Linked DNA regions of Homo sapiens: all the other regions are linked to region 2. Evidence: chromatin contacts called from ENCODE Hi-C data. All regions are on one chromosome and are shown on one strand. The core of a region is the stretch at or near the end of the contact, and the rest is flanking DNA. Distances in the headings are between cores, read along the strand shown. Region 1 holds the start of TSC22D1 (TSC22 domain family member 1). Region 2 holds the start of AKAP11 (A-kinase anchoring protein 11). Region 3 holds the start of COG6 (component of oligomeric golgi complex 6).

The links. Hi-C counts contacts between places; a loop is a spot of excess contacts on that map. Pooled maps may share reads with other maps.
Region 1: a map of B cell shows a loop between it and region 2 (38-fold over the local background). The contact joins the promoter of TSC22D1 here to the promoter of AKAP11 in region 2. A Hi-C loop is called at or near these places in 6 of 168 maps with a recorded cell type or tissue (B cell, CD4-positive, alpha-beta T cell, CD8-positive, alpha-beta T cell and 2 more) and 16 of 50 pooled maps.
Region 3: a loop to region 2 is called in a map of CD8-positive, alpha-beta T cell, with 11 times the contacts of the local background. The contact joins the promoter of COG6 here to the promoter of AKAP11 in region 2. A Hi-C loop is called at or near these places in 4 of 168 maps with a recorded cell type or tissue (CD4-positive, alpha-beta T cell, CD8-positive, alpha-beta T cell and naive thymus-derived CD4-positive, alpha-beta T cell) and 6 of 50 pooled maps.

What each region holds. Positions count from the first base shown.
Region 1 is chr13:44,573,286-44,577,805 of GRCh38, reverse strand. TSC22D1 (TSC22 domain family member 1) reads left to right here and starts at 1,476. Exons shown (of 3, transcript NM_183422.4): 1 at 1,476-4,520. The coding sequence starts at 1,732. TSC22D1-AS1 (TSC22D1 antisense RNA 1) reads right to left here and starts at 1,910. Exons shown (of 3, transcript NR_038381.1): 1 at 1,536-1,910; 2 at 629-764. RefSeq lists silencers at 14-213, 484-723, 734-1,443 and an enhancer at 1,764-2,003.
Region 2 is chr13:42,269,973-42,274,617 of GRCh38, reverse strand. AKAP11 (A-kinase anchoring protein 11) reads right to left here and starts at 2,466. Exons shown (of 13, transcript NM_016248.4): 1 at 2,390-2,466. RefSeq lists a silencer at 2,207-2,556 and an enhancer at 3,097-3,276.
Region 3 is chr13:39,652,997-39,657,707 of GRCh38, reverse strand. COG6 (component of oligomeric golgi complex 6) reads right to left here and starts at 2,046. Exons shown (of 19, transcript NM_020751.3): 1 at 1,829-2,046. The coding sequence starts at 1,981. RefSeq lists a silencer at 1,733-1,782.

The sequences.
Region 1 (4,520 bases), core at 227-2,726, 2.3 Mb before region 2:
AAGCGCCGGCGCTCCCGCCGCCTCCGCCGGCCCTTCCGCGCCGCGCCCCCTCCTCTGCCGCGTGCCCGCGCGCGCCGGCCGCGAGTGTGAAAAGAGCGGACACACCTAACCTGGGCGCGCGGCAGGCGCGCACCCTGCCCGCCCCCACCGGGCCGAATCACGCAGTCCGACCCGGATTCGCTCCTTCGGCCGGAATTCCCCACCCCCACTATCCCCTCCGGCTCCACCACTCCCGGCTTCGGCGCCTCTGCCAGCCTTCGGTAATTTCCGTCGGGAGACCTGGCGCTCGCCTAGGCCCGAAGACCCGCCGCCTCCTGCCCCGCCAGACCCGGCTTTATGTCTGCGGCGCCGAGGCGCATGCGCAGACGCCATCTTCCCTCCTCCTCCTCCGCCTGCCCCCTCCCCCCAGCCACCACCGCCTCCTCTCGCCGGCGGTCGCCCCTCCTCCTCCTGCGCTCCGCGCTGGTCCCTCCCCTCCCGATGCCGCGAGAGACTGGGGGATACGGTGGAGCCGGGGGAGCCGAAGAAGAGCACTAGTAACAACCACCACAGCCCCCTCCCCGCCCGACACCCTCCCTCGGCACCCACTCACTCCCCCGCCCCGTTTGCCGACACCGACCAACCCCACCTCGTTCCTTTGAACGGCGTCGGCTGCAGTCGCTGCACCAGCCCGTCTGGCCACCAACGCCGCGGAGAAAGGAGCCGCCGCCGCCTGCGGCCCTCTCCCGCCCGGTCGCGGGAGCAGCGGGGTGAGGAAGAGCCGGCTGCGGAGGAAGAGGATAAGAGAGGGTCGCACCCTCCGCCCTAGCGCACGTCCCGCCGCCCTCCGGAGAGGCTCGGGTGCCGGCCCCTTCCTCCCCGAGGACGTGTGCCGAGTCGAGGCGCCTGCCCTGAGGGAGGAAAATGCTCGGGCTCCATGGCTGCCAGTGATGGAGCGGTCCCTGGGCTCCCGCTGCCACCGCCGCCGCCGCGCCCCGGCCGTGCTCCGCGAGGACCCGGCGTCTCTGCGCGCCCGCCCGCGCCTCGTTGCTGGGCTCACCGTACCGGGCGCCTCGCCGCCGCCCCGCTCGCAGCCGCGTCGCCCCGGCCCCAGCCGCGGCCAGCGTTTCCTCACCGAGCAGCCGCCGCGAGCCCAGGGGGTTTGAAAGGGTCTGCGGGGCGCGGGGGGAGGGCCGAGCGGGGCCGGGAGGGGAGGTTTGAGCGACACTGAGCTCGGGGCTCGCTGGCGGCGGCGGCGGCCCCGGGGGTGGCGAGGGGAAGGCGACATTTGCTTGGCGCTGCCTCCGTGCAGAGCGGCCGGGAGGGCTTTGCAGCGGCCGCCGACGCGGCGGGAGGAGGGGGCTGAGGCGGCTTCGGAGTTGGCCGGAGAAGGTGGGCATTTCTCGCTTTTCCTCCCCTTCCTGCGCTCTCCCCCTCCCTCCTGCCCCGCACCCCACGTGAAGCAGAATATAAAGGGGGGTGTGAGGCTAGAGGGGAAAGTGAATGGCGAAGGACTGAAGGGATCCCCCCTTCGGGTCCCCGGCCGCCCTGTTCACCCTCGTTCATCCTCCTTTCCGAAGCTCGCTCTCGAAGGCAGGAGCGACCGGCGCCTTTGGCTGAGGAGGAGGAGAAGGAGGAATCGCGCCAGGCGGAGCGTCAGGTCCCGTTTTCCTCTCCGGCGTCTCCAATACAAAGATTACGGTGCAGAAGGAAATTGCACTCGTCTCCTCCGCGCCCCCGGTACCCAACACAATGCACCAGCCGCCTGAGTCCACCGCCGCGGCCGCCGCCGCTGCAGACATTAGCGCTAGGAAGATGGCGCACCCGGCAATGTTCCCTCGAAGGGGCAGCGGTAGTGGCAGCGCCTCTGCTCTCAATGCAGCAGGTACCGGCGTCGGTAGTAATGCCACATCTTCCGAGGATTTTCCGCCTCCGTCGCTGCTTCAGCCGCCGCCCCCTGCAGCATCTTCTACGTCGGGACCACAGCCTCCGCCTCCACAAAGCCTGAACCTCCTTTCGCAGGCTCAGCTGCAGGCACAGCCTCTTGCGCCAGGCGGAACTCAAATGAAAAAGAAAAGTGGCTTCCAGATAACTAGCGTTACTCCTGCTCAGATCTCCGCTAGTATCAGCTCTAACAACAGTATAGCAGAGGACACTGAGAGCTATGATGATCTGGATGAATCTCACACGGAAGATCTCTCTTCTTCGGAGATCCTTGATGTGTCACTTTCCAGGGCTACTGACTTAGGGGAGCCCGAACGCAGCTCCTCAGAAGAGACCCTAAATAACTTCCAGGAAGCCGAGACACCTGGGGCAGTCTCTCCCAACCAGCCCCACCTTCCTCAGCCTCATTTGCCTCACCTTCCACAACAGAATGTTGTGATCAATGGGAATGCTCATCCACACCACCTCCATCACCACCATCAGATTCATCATGGGCACCACCTCCAACATGGTCACCACCATCCATCTCATGTTGCTGTGGCCAGTGCATCCATTACTGGTGGGCCACCCTCAAGCCCAGTATCTAGAAAACTCTCTACAACTGGAAGCTCTGACAGTATCACACCAGTTGCACCAACTTCTGCTGTATCATCCAGTGGTTCACCTGCATCTGTAATGACTAATATGCGTGCTCCAAGTACTACAGGTGGAATAGGTATAAATTCTGTTACTGGCACTAGTACAGTAAATAATGTTAACATTACTGCTGTGGGTAGTTTTAATCCTAATGTGACAAGCAGCATGCTTGGTAATGTTAATATAAGTACAAGCAATATTCCTAGTGCTGCTGGTGTGAGTGTTGGGCCTGGAGTTACCAGTGGTGTTAATGTGAATATCTTGAGTGGCATGGGCAATGGTACTATTTCTTCCTCTGCTGCTGTTAGCAGTGTTCCTAATGCAGCTGCAGGGATGACTGGGGGATCGGTTTCAAGTCAGCAGCAACAACCAACAGTTAACACTTCGAGGTTCAGAGTTGTGAAGTTAGATTCTAGTTCTGAGCCCTTTAAAAAAGGTAGATGGACTTGCACTGAGTTCTATGAAAAAGAAAATGCTGTACCTGCTACAGAAGGTGTGCTGATAAATAAAGTGGTGGAGACTGTAAAGCAAAATCCGATAGAAGTGACTTCTGAAAGGGAGAGCACTAGTGGGAGTTCAGTGAGCAGTAGTGTCAGCACACTGAGTCACTATACAGAGAGTGTGGGAAGTGGAGAGATGGGAGCCCCTACTGTGGTGGTGCAGCAGCAGCAGCAGCAACAACAACAACAACAGCAACAACCAGCTCTCCAAGGTGTGACCCTCCAACAGATGGATTTTGGTAGCACTGGTCCACAGAGTATTCCAGCAGTTAGTATACCACAGAGTATTTCTCAGTCACAGATCTCACAAGTACAATTACAGTCTCAAGAACTGAGCTATCAGCAAAAGCAAGGTCTTCAGCCAGTACCTCTGCAAGCCACTATGAGTGCTGCAACTGGTATCCAGCCATCGCCTGTAAATGTGGTTGGTGTAACTTCAGCTTTAGGTCAGCAGCCTTCCATTTCCAGTTTGGCTCAACCCCAGCTACCATATTCTCAGGCGGCTCCTCCAGTGCAAACTCCCCTTCCAGGGGCACCACCACCCCAACAGTTACAGTATGGACAACAGCAACCAATGGTTTCTACACAGATGGCCCCAGGCCATGTCAAATCAGTGACTCAAAATCCTGCTTCAGAGTATGTACAACAGCAGCCAATTCTTCAAACAGCAATGTCCTCCGGACAGCCCAGTTCTGCAGGAGTAGGAGCAGGAACAACAGTGATTCCTGTGGCTCAGCCACAGGGTATCCAGCTGCCAGTGCAGCCCACAGCAGTCCCAGCACAACCTGCAGGGGCATCTGTCCAGCCTGTTGGCCAGGCTCCGGCAGCAGTGTCTGCTGTACCTACTGGCAGTCAGATTGCAAATATTGGTCAGCAAGCAAACATACCTACTGCAGTGCAGCAGCCCTCTACCCAGGTTCCACCTTCAGTTATTCAGCAGGGTGCTCCTCCATCTTCGCAAGTGGTTCCACCTGCTCAAACTGGGATTATTCATCAGGGAGTTCAAACTAGTGCTCCAAGCCTTCCTCAACAATTGGTTATTGCATCCCAAAGTTCCTTGTTAACTGTGCCTCCCCAGCCACAAGGAGTAGAACCAGTAGCTCAAGGAATTGTTTCACAGCAGTTGCCTGCAGTTAGTTCTTTGCCCTCTGCTAGTAGTATTTCTGTTACAAGTCAGGTTAGTTCAACTGGTCCTTCTGGAATGCCTTCTGCCCCAACAAACTTGGTTCCACCACAAAATATAGCACAAACCCCTGCTACCCAAAATGGTAATTTGGTTCAAAGTGTTAGTCAACCTCCCTTGATAGCAACTAATACAAATTTGCCTTTGGCACAACAGATACCACTAAGTTCTACCCAGTTCTCCGCACAATCATTAGCTCAGGCAATTGGAAGCCAAATTGAAGATGCCAGGCGTGCAGCGGAGCCCTCCTTAGTTGGCTTACCTCAGACTATCAGTGG
Region 2 (4,645 bases), core at 1,217-3,716:
CCATCTCTCAGGCTCAAGCGATTCTTGTGCCTCAGCCTCTCGACTAGATGGGATTACAGGCATGTGCCATAACACGTGGCTAATTTTTTATTTTTTAGTAAAGACAGGGTTTTTCCATGTTGGCCAGGCTGGTCTTGAACTCCTGGTCTCAAGTGATCCACCCGCCTCAGCCTCCTAAAGTCCTGGGATTACAAGTGTAAGGCACCAAGCCTGGCCCAGAAGTATTTTTTTAATAAACTTTTATATGTAAGGATGACTGGGAGAATCGAGACACTTGGATCTTTCCAGGCTGTTTTTAAACTGATAAAGCATTTTTCTTTCTCTTCCCCATATTACCAGCTCATTGACCCTTAACTCATGCCCAGGCTTAACTTAAAGCTTTTCTCGACCTGTCCTCACCCTTCAATCCTTCCAGGTAGTTGATTAATAAAATGCAGACCACAAGACAGGAAAAAAAACAAAATCAGTTACCCTATCCAAAGTTACTTCAATTACTTTTGAAAAACCAAACACCACACGCCCTACAAGTTTGAAACCCTTGCCAAAAGGTTATGAAGACCAGCCAAAAAATTTATTTTTCTACTTCTGAAAATTAGTTTGCTAAGATGGAGTAAGAAGGAATTTTTTCTAATCAACACTGGTCTCCTCTGCCCATTCACAAAGAGATATTTTCTAAGTCTTTCACATTTTTGTCACGTATAGACAGAATTCCTCTACCTATTTACAACTGGCATTTTCTCTTAAAACGGCCTTTAATATATTGTCCAAATTGGTTTGAGTTCCTTTTCCAGACAGTAAGTTCCTAAAATTAAAAAATAAAAAAATTAAAAGTACCGTATTTTTTCCAGCCTCTAAAGGCAAAAGAGGACTTCTTCAGCTTCTAGACTTATCCCTGGAGTTCAGGGGGCTAGAGAAGGCTAGAGAATTTCTCACTATGGTTCCATGTCTTAGGCAACTTCCCATATCCTCAACAACTGCAAAATATCACTGGCCTAGGAGTCCACTGCTAGGCCCTTATCAATATTGTCGATACTGCAGTTATGTGGGTACATACATTAGTCTCTAGCTCAGCTTGGGAACCCACTTCTTCCCTGATTTCCTTACATTCTTTGACCTTTCATAAATTACTGTTACAGCTACAATAGTGACATTCACTGTCCACCCCTGGGTCAGTTTTGTCAGGAGGAACAACGACAAGAAAAAATGAATAATCAGGGTACCGTTTGAAAAAGTAAATGTGTTTTTCAAAAAAAAAAAAAATCATTCAATTGCACTATTTTAACTGACACCAATCATGCCAGGCACTGGGCTGCCATCCTAAAATGATGACATTAAAAAAAATATATCTGTGCATTACTGATACCCCATTTTTTCTTAGTACTCCATATTTTGAGTATTTTCAGACATAACAAAATAACAATCGACATGACATTTCTAAAACAGTGGGAAGCAGCTAAGCAAAACGAGCATTTTGCAAGCGATTGAAAAGCTGAAAAGAGAACAGGAATTAACTCCAGTTTGTACTAAAGCTATTAGGTATGTATCTCAGCAGTCTTTCTCACCATGAAACTCCTTAACATCTAAAGCTAAACCACATCCAACTTTATATGGTTTTAGAAGACAGACAAAGCAGAGAAAAAAAATGAAAGCTGGTAATATGGGGAAGAGAAAAAATGTTAGCTTTTACTGTCATTGTCACTTTTTAATACTTCGGTTACATCTACATATTTTTTATAAAGCAGCTTAGATGCCTGGATTAACAGCAGTATACTCAATCCATTCGGGGTACTTTATGGCCAGCCTTAAGCCATTAACAGCCTAGGAGAGTATTTGACAGCAAATCCAAATATCAATACTCTGAGGAGCCCCTTGACGCCTTCCGTTTACAAGATCTGAGCAGCGCCTGCTTCCAAGGCTCCGGGGGTCTGACAGTGAAGGATGCTGTTCGGGAACAAAGTGCAACGTCCTCCCAACCGCTGCAAATGTTCCTGTGCGCACACCACGAACACACACTAAGCACGCGCACCACGCACCCGGGGGGCCGTCTCTGAAGACCACCCCGGGGATGGAAACAGCCTGTCATTAAAAGGGGCGGCAGCTCCACCGCCACACTTGGGACCCCAGGAAGACGCGTCTCGAGACCCAGCACCTCCCTCTACTCTGGGCCCGGTGCGGTGAGTTTCCTCCTTCGGCCGCGCTCCTCCCGCCCTCCTCCCTCCGCCATGCGAAGGCGCAGCTCTCGGGCGGCCCCGAAGCCAGAAGGGGGACCAGCGGCAGGCGGAGGGGCTGGAGCGCCGGAGCCGGGCCGCTCCATCCATGCCGGCCGCACACCCGCCGCCACCCCATCTAAACGCAGCCTCCGCGGCGAGCACGTCGGCGCCCGGCTCACCTGGGGGCCGCAGCCTCCGCAGCTCACAGACATGTCACCGGCCTCAACGACCCGTGAGCGAGCCGGGCAAGCAAGCTGGCCCCCTCCCGCGCTGACCCCCAGCCCTCCCCCTCCCAGCCCCGCGGCCCGCCCCCGCCCTGCCCACCCCTCGGCTTCCGCCGCCGCCGCCGCCGCCGCAGCTCCGGCCCGCAACACCGCCTACTCTCCACGCCTCCCACTCTCTCTCGCGAGAGGGCAGCGCGCCTCTCGCGAGAAAAATTCCGCGGCCGAGCCCGCGCAAAAGTGGGTGGGCGTTTAAAAAGGGAAAGAAGGAACAGGAAAAAAAGCCTTCCCACGTGCTCCAGTGCAGCCCGCGGAGCAGCCCGCGGGGCAGCCCCGCTGGTCACATGACTTAAAGGGGGCCTCTCCATTGGCCGGGACCCACTCAGCCTTGGGAGCTTTAAATTCGAGGGCGACCTACGAACCTGCGGCGGACGTCTTGCGCGCTTCCTGGTCCGTTGCCTTGGAAACGGCTTAACCCTTCCCTCTGGCAAGTCCCCAGGCCTTGGCTTGCTCCGCAGATTTGGTTTCAGGCTCTGCCTCTTTTCCCTCGACCCCTTAGTCTTAACAGCCTGGGGCCAGCTGGGCTCCTTCTTCGCCACAAGGCTAGTTTTGCTTTCTTCCGAAGCCCGGGGCCCTTCCCAAAGTGGCAGCCCCACCAGATCCGAAGGCCCAAGGAAGGCTCATCCTTTCTGATGGCTCCGCCCCTTCTCCCAGCATCTCCGGGGAGGACCACTCACAGCGCACCGGGCAACCAGCCCTATCCCAGCCAAGAAGTAGCTTCCAGGGTTCTCAGGGCCCTAGTGCTCACCCTGATGTCTTTACGTGGTATGGAAATCGGAAAGTAAAGCTTTGGTCACTGGGAAGCCTAGCCAGAGATGAAAAGCTGTTATGGTGATTATTTTCACCTAAAATCGGAAGGGCCAGTCCAGTCAAATTGCCCTGTCTCCTAAAGGGCATCTGTTCCTCAAGAGTGGAAACACCTGGCAATAAGAAAGACATTTTTGAGTGTATCCTCGTTATGAGTTAAGTTTTGCCCTGTTCAGAGGAGAGGGTCACGGAAGAAAGGGTGCATTCGTTTGTTCATTTCTTCATTCAACAAACACTACTCTAGGCTGTTGATTGAACAATGATGAAGACAAGTAGTGTAGATTCTAGGGAACTTATCTGAGGGTGAAAAGAAAAAAAATCTGTTGGTTTTAAGCTGTATGCAAAGAAGTTACAATAAGTGACGTGATGGTGATGGTGACTGAGTGGCTAGTAAAGGGGATGCCCTTTTAAGGAGGAGATATTTTAGCAGCGATTTGAATAACAGACGCAAAAATCAGAGCATAGAGCATTCCAGGAAAAGGATAACACTAATTCAAAGGCCCTAAGTAAGGATCTATTCTAGTGCATTTGAGGGAAGAAGAAATGAGAAAGTAAACTTTCTTGAGCCTGGAGATGGAAACTGTAAGAGTTAAAGAAAGAAACACAAAAAGCAGCTTAACAGAGACAGGTTTATTTTGGAGAATAAACCTGAGAGGGGCTTCTGGCCGATTTCGGTCAGGAGTGTTCTCTCTTACAGACTAAAGGTATTTAGTGGTTTAGGGAGGGAGAGCATATTGTAGACTTGGAATGTTTCTGGGTGGAGGAGAGTTTTATTGTCAGGGGTGTAATGTCTCTGGTTGGAGGGGAGGCATATTTCTGATCAGAGTGGGGTTTATCTCAGGGTTGGAAAGTTTCTGGTCAGAAGTGTTATTTGTGGTTTATGGTCATGCTGACATTAGCCATTAGGCTGATGTTTCTGGGGCTGGATTTAGGCGGTTTTTAATCAAGGGGAACTTAAAATGGCGGTGCTTGTCCAAGATGGTGATGCTCTTGCTCTGTCAGAAACTAGCATGGGCCAGATCCTGTAAGGCTTTGTTAGCCAAGAAAGGAATTGAAAGTTTATTCTAAACGCAATATAAGGTATTACAGAGTTTTTAATAGGGGAGAGACACCCAGAGTTTACTTTTTTTTAAAAAAAAAAAGTCTCGTCTTTGAAAAGAATGGGTCTTAAAGAGGCCAAAGCAGAAGTAAGGGAGATTAGGAGATTTATAGGCCAGGTGAGAGACAGTCATGAAATTTAATTTAATTTCCTATGATCTCAACATTTCTAAAATCCATTAGGTCAGAGTCCTCATGCTGTTTCTGCCTTTGTTGAAACATGTGGATTTCTCCTAATTACTAGGAAAA
Region 3 (4,711 bases), core at 797-3,296, 2.6 Mb after region 2:
CACCTCCACTACTGTATATTCTAGTAGGCTTACCCTTTCATGTTTCTATTTGTTATTTTGAAATATTGGCTGGATTGACAAAAACAGTAAAACTATTTATATAAATTCAATTTAATATTTCAGAGGAAGCAAAAATATGTTTACAACTATAAATACTTACTGTACAGAAAAAAAAAACCCATGAAGTGAAGCAGTTTCTTTAGACTATAGCCTTGAAATGTCCTAAGGTCTGGTTCAAAGAAGTAATCAGTAATGTTGAACGAATGAAATCACAGACTCAGATGCAAATTACAGTTCCACCAGTTACTAGTTATATGACAACCTAGCTGCACTCTCTCCATGCTTTATTTTCCTCATGGTAAAAAGAAGGTTATGTGGCCGGGCGCAGTGGTTCACGCCTTGTAATCCCAGCACTTTGGGAGGCTGAGGCGGGCAGATCACCTGAGGTCAGGAGTTCAAGACCAGCCTGACCAACATGGAGAAACCCCGTCTCTAATAAAAATACAAAATTAGCCAGGCGTGGTGGCACATGCCTGTAATCCCAGCTACTTGGGAGGCTGAGGCAGGAGAATCGCTTGAACCCGGGAGGCAGAGGTTGCAGTGAGCCGAGACTGCGCCCATTGCACTCCAGCTTGGGCAAAAAGAGCAAAACTCTGTCCAAAAAAGAAGGCCATGTTATCTATATCAGAGCAAGTAGCAGTCTTAAATGATATAATAAATATCAATATGAGACACATTAAACACTTCATAAATTTTATGATAAAATTAATATTTGTTAAGAAAGAGTAAGTGCCAGGCTCTTTGCAAAGGACTTTACCTGGAGTCTCTCACTGAGTCCTCAAATAACAACCATGAGAAACTTAACAGCAGGATTCCTAATTCCTAAACAGAAGCTGAGATTAGTGAAGGGACTTACTCAAATCATGATGCACACATTTAGTGGTTCTATCTAATAAGTGGTAGTCTCCAGAGCCCTAATTTCTTATTCATTACATTGCAATGTTATTTTTTTACATATCGGAATCAAATTGTTATCGACAGCTTATTTTCAGTTACCTACATATTCACCTATAAAACTCTCTAACTTTGACATATGTTCTTCTTTATGTTACACTGTCATGACCAATTTACCTAGCGACCCACAGAGACAGAAGAGATGGCTGGGTATGTGAGGAGCTGTAAAGTCCAACTTAAGTTTCAGGAGGTACTTGTGAGAGCATGCTGTCAGTTTATCTTCTAAAGAAATACAGCCTGAGCCCACAAATCATAGCGCTTGGCTCAACAAAAACTAGTAGATATGAGTTCATTTCAGCCACGGGCAAAGGTAGTTCTTTCGCGCTGCAAATTATTGCAATTGTTGTCACTTGTCCGTGGAAATGCACCCTTATCCCTACCACTGCTCTCTTGGTCTCCCGACCCCCATTTGCGCTACCTTATCTTGGAATCTGCTCTTTTGCATCTGTTTCATATCCAGTCTTGTGCTCTCCTCCACTCTCCCAGCTCACACAGCCAAACGCCTCCAGGGGTGTTTGGAGGACACTTCTCGAGGCACCACCGTTCACCAATCCCATCCAGAGAGCCTTGAAGGCACCTTTTCAGGTGGAGAGAACACCCAGGAAACCCCTTCGCTTTTCCGGAGGTTGCTGGGGCTCCCCCTTCTCACCGCCCCCGGCGCCCGCAGAGCAGCGGAGCCCGCAGGTCTGGGGTCACTCGCGGTCCCTCTGCTGCCGGGACGAGGGAGACCGCGGTGGGTCCCTGACAGACGCCGCCCCTGGCCCGGCTCAGCCCCGCAGGAACCTGTGACTCCGGCCCCGCCAGCCCCGGTTACCTTGTCGTTGTCCAGCCGCGTCTCCAGGATCTTATGCAGCTTGCGCGACAGCGGGTTGCAGGTCGTCGCCGAGGTCCCGCCTGCCCCATTGTTGAGGCCGTTGGCAGCCCCGGTCGCAGACACTGCGACCACTTCCCCGCTGCCCTCTGCCATAGCGCTGCGCGTCCCGCCCCCTGCTGCCACCTCAGCCAGGCAGGGACCACGGAGGCAGCGCGAGTATTGCGCATGTGCAAATCGGCCGCGCATGCGCATCGGCCCCGGAAGTCTTCGCCGGGTAACCCTGCTTGGGCTCTCAGAAGCGTGAGGGGCGGAGAAGATGTGGGGGGCGGGACAAGACCCTCAGGTAGAAGGAGAAAATTTATAGGATTAGAGAGGACTTTGGAATTATGGATCTGCGACCTTCAGAGCTAATTAGATGACAACCAAATGTAGTATGTAAAATACACCATGACTTGTGCCTGGCATATACATTCAATATAAGTTAACTGAAAGTTTAAATTACATTTGCCTTATCTGAATTCATTTTTTTGAAAATTATTTATTGAAGGCATAGTATGTGCCAGGTACTCTGGTAGGCATTGGAGAATCTACATTGTGTGTCTGAAACAGACAAAGCTGTTAATAGATGTTATTAGGTTGTGATGAGTGCTCAGGGGATGAAGTAGTACAGTGAAAGAAAATGGAGGGAAAGGCCCACTTCACTCAGGGAGGTTTGGAGAGGAGTTGACACTTAAACTGAGATTTGAAGGAGAATCAGAATGTGAGGAGAAATCATTCCCAGGCAGAAGAAAGTGTGTAAGTGTACAGGCCTCAAAACAAGATGAACTTGGCCCTGACACAAATGGACCAGAGCCCATGTAGCTGTAAAGTAATGGATAAAAATGTAACAAGTTGAAAAAACTTCCCGGGAAACTCTGGAAAACAAACATCATTGCTTTTTTTCTTTCTTTTCTCAGTTTTTAAAATTTGGATCAAAATAAAATCGCTGGGCTTCTGTGAATTATTTGTCAGAAACACTATTTGGCTCTTGTCATAAATTTTCCTTGTTTCATATATGTCTATGTACATAGTTATATTGTATATCAGACTTAAGGGAAAATTACCTATTACAGAGGTCACATAAAGAAAGCACTGACAAAACCACTCATCTCTACTCTAATGAAGAAGAGAAGGCCCAACTATCCAAAAGAAAAAAATATACAAAAAGCAGCAATATCTAGGTATGAATTCAACAAAAAATACAGAGAACCTAGATGAAGAAAACTTTAAAATGCTACTGGGAGAACATAAAACTTAAATCAATGAAAAAATATATTGTTCTCTTCAACAGGAAGACTCAATATTGTAAGATGTCTTTTCTCTTTCACAGATAAATTTAAGTTCAGTGTAACCAAAATTAAAATATCAAAGGTTTACCTAAGGTGTATATATCCAAATGAATTTGCATATATACAAAGCAATAATATAATGTAGAGCTTGCAAATATGTACAATTAAAAGGAATGACGATGATAACATGCCAAGTCAGGAGCGGTCATGAAATACCACATATTGTATGACCTCTTTATGTGAAATCTCCCAAATAGGTAAATCAATAGAGATAGAAAGTAGATGAGTGGTTCTGGGAAGAGGAGTGTTGGGAAGAGGGAATGGGGAGTGTCAGTTCATGGTACAGGTTAATTTTTGGGGAGATGAAAATACTCTAAAGCTAAATTGTGGTGATGGTTGCACAACTCTGTAAATATACTAAAAAACACTGAACTGTACACTTTAAATGAATGAATTGAATGGCATGCAAGTTTCATCTCAAATCTGTTTTTTAGGCCAGGTATGGTGGCTCACACCTGTATTCCCAGCACTTTGGGAGGCTTAGGCAGGGGGATCTCGAGTTCAGGAGTTAAAGACCAGCCTGGGCAACATAGCGAGACCCTGTCTCTACAAAAAAAAAAAAAAAAATACGAAAACTAGTCGAGTGTGGTGGCATGCCTGTGGTCCCAGCTACTTGGAAGGTTGAGGTGGGAGTATCACTTGAGCTCAAGCCTGCGGTAAGTCATAATCATGCCACTGCCCTCTACTCTAGCCTGGGTGATGGAGCAAGGCCCTATCTTAAAATTGAAAAAAAAAAAATAAAGCTGTTTATTTTAAAAAGTAAATTGGAGATAAATAGACAAAATGTTTAAGTAATAAAAAATACAAATTTATATTAATTTTTAAAATCTTTATTTAGATATAATTTACAGGCCATAAACTTCACCTATTAAAAGTATAAAATATGACAGCTTTTAGTTCATTTACAGAGTTGGCAAATATCACCATCATCTAATTTTAAGACATTTTCATTACTTTAAGAAGAAAACTGTACCCACTAGCACTCCCCATTTTCCCCTCTCTACCACCCTAGGAAACCACAAATCTGCTCTCTGTCTCTATAGATATGCCAGTTTGGACATTTCATATAAACAGAATTATACAATATGTAACATTTCATGCCTGACTTCTTTCACTTAGCATAATTTTTCAAGGTTCATCTATTTTGTAGCTTGTATCAGTGTTTCATTCCCTATTATTGCCAAATAATAATCCATTGTATGGATCTCCCATATTTTATTCATTCGTCAGATGGCTATTTAGGTAGTTTCAAATTTTTGGCTTTTATGAAAAATGTCTCTGTGAATTTTCATGTGAGAGTTTTTGTGTGGATGTATGTTTTCACTTTCCTTAGGAAGATACCTAGGAGTAGATTGTTCTTATGGTTAACTCTATGTTTAATGTTTTGAGAAACTGTCAAATAGTTTTCCGAAGTGACTGCCCCATTTTTCATTCCCACCAGCACTGTATGAGGGGCTCCAGTATTCTTCACATCCTGACTAACACTCATTATGGT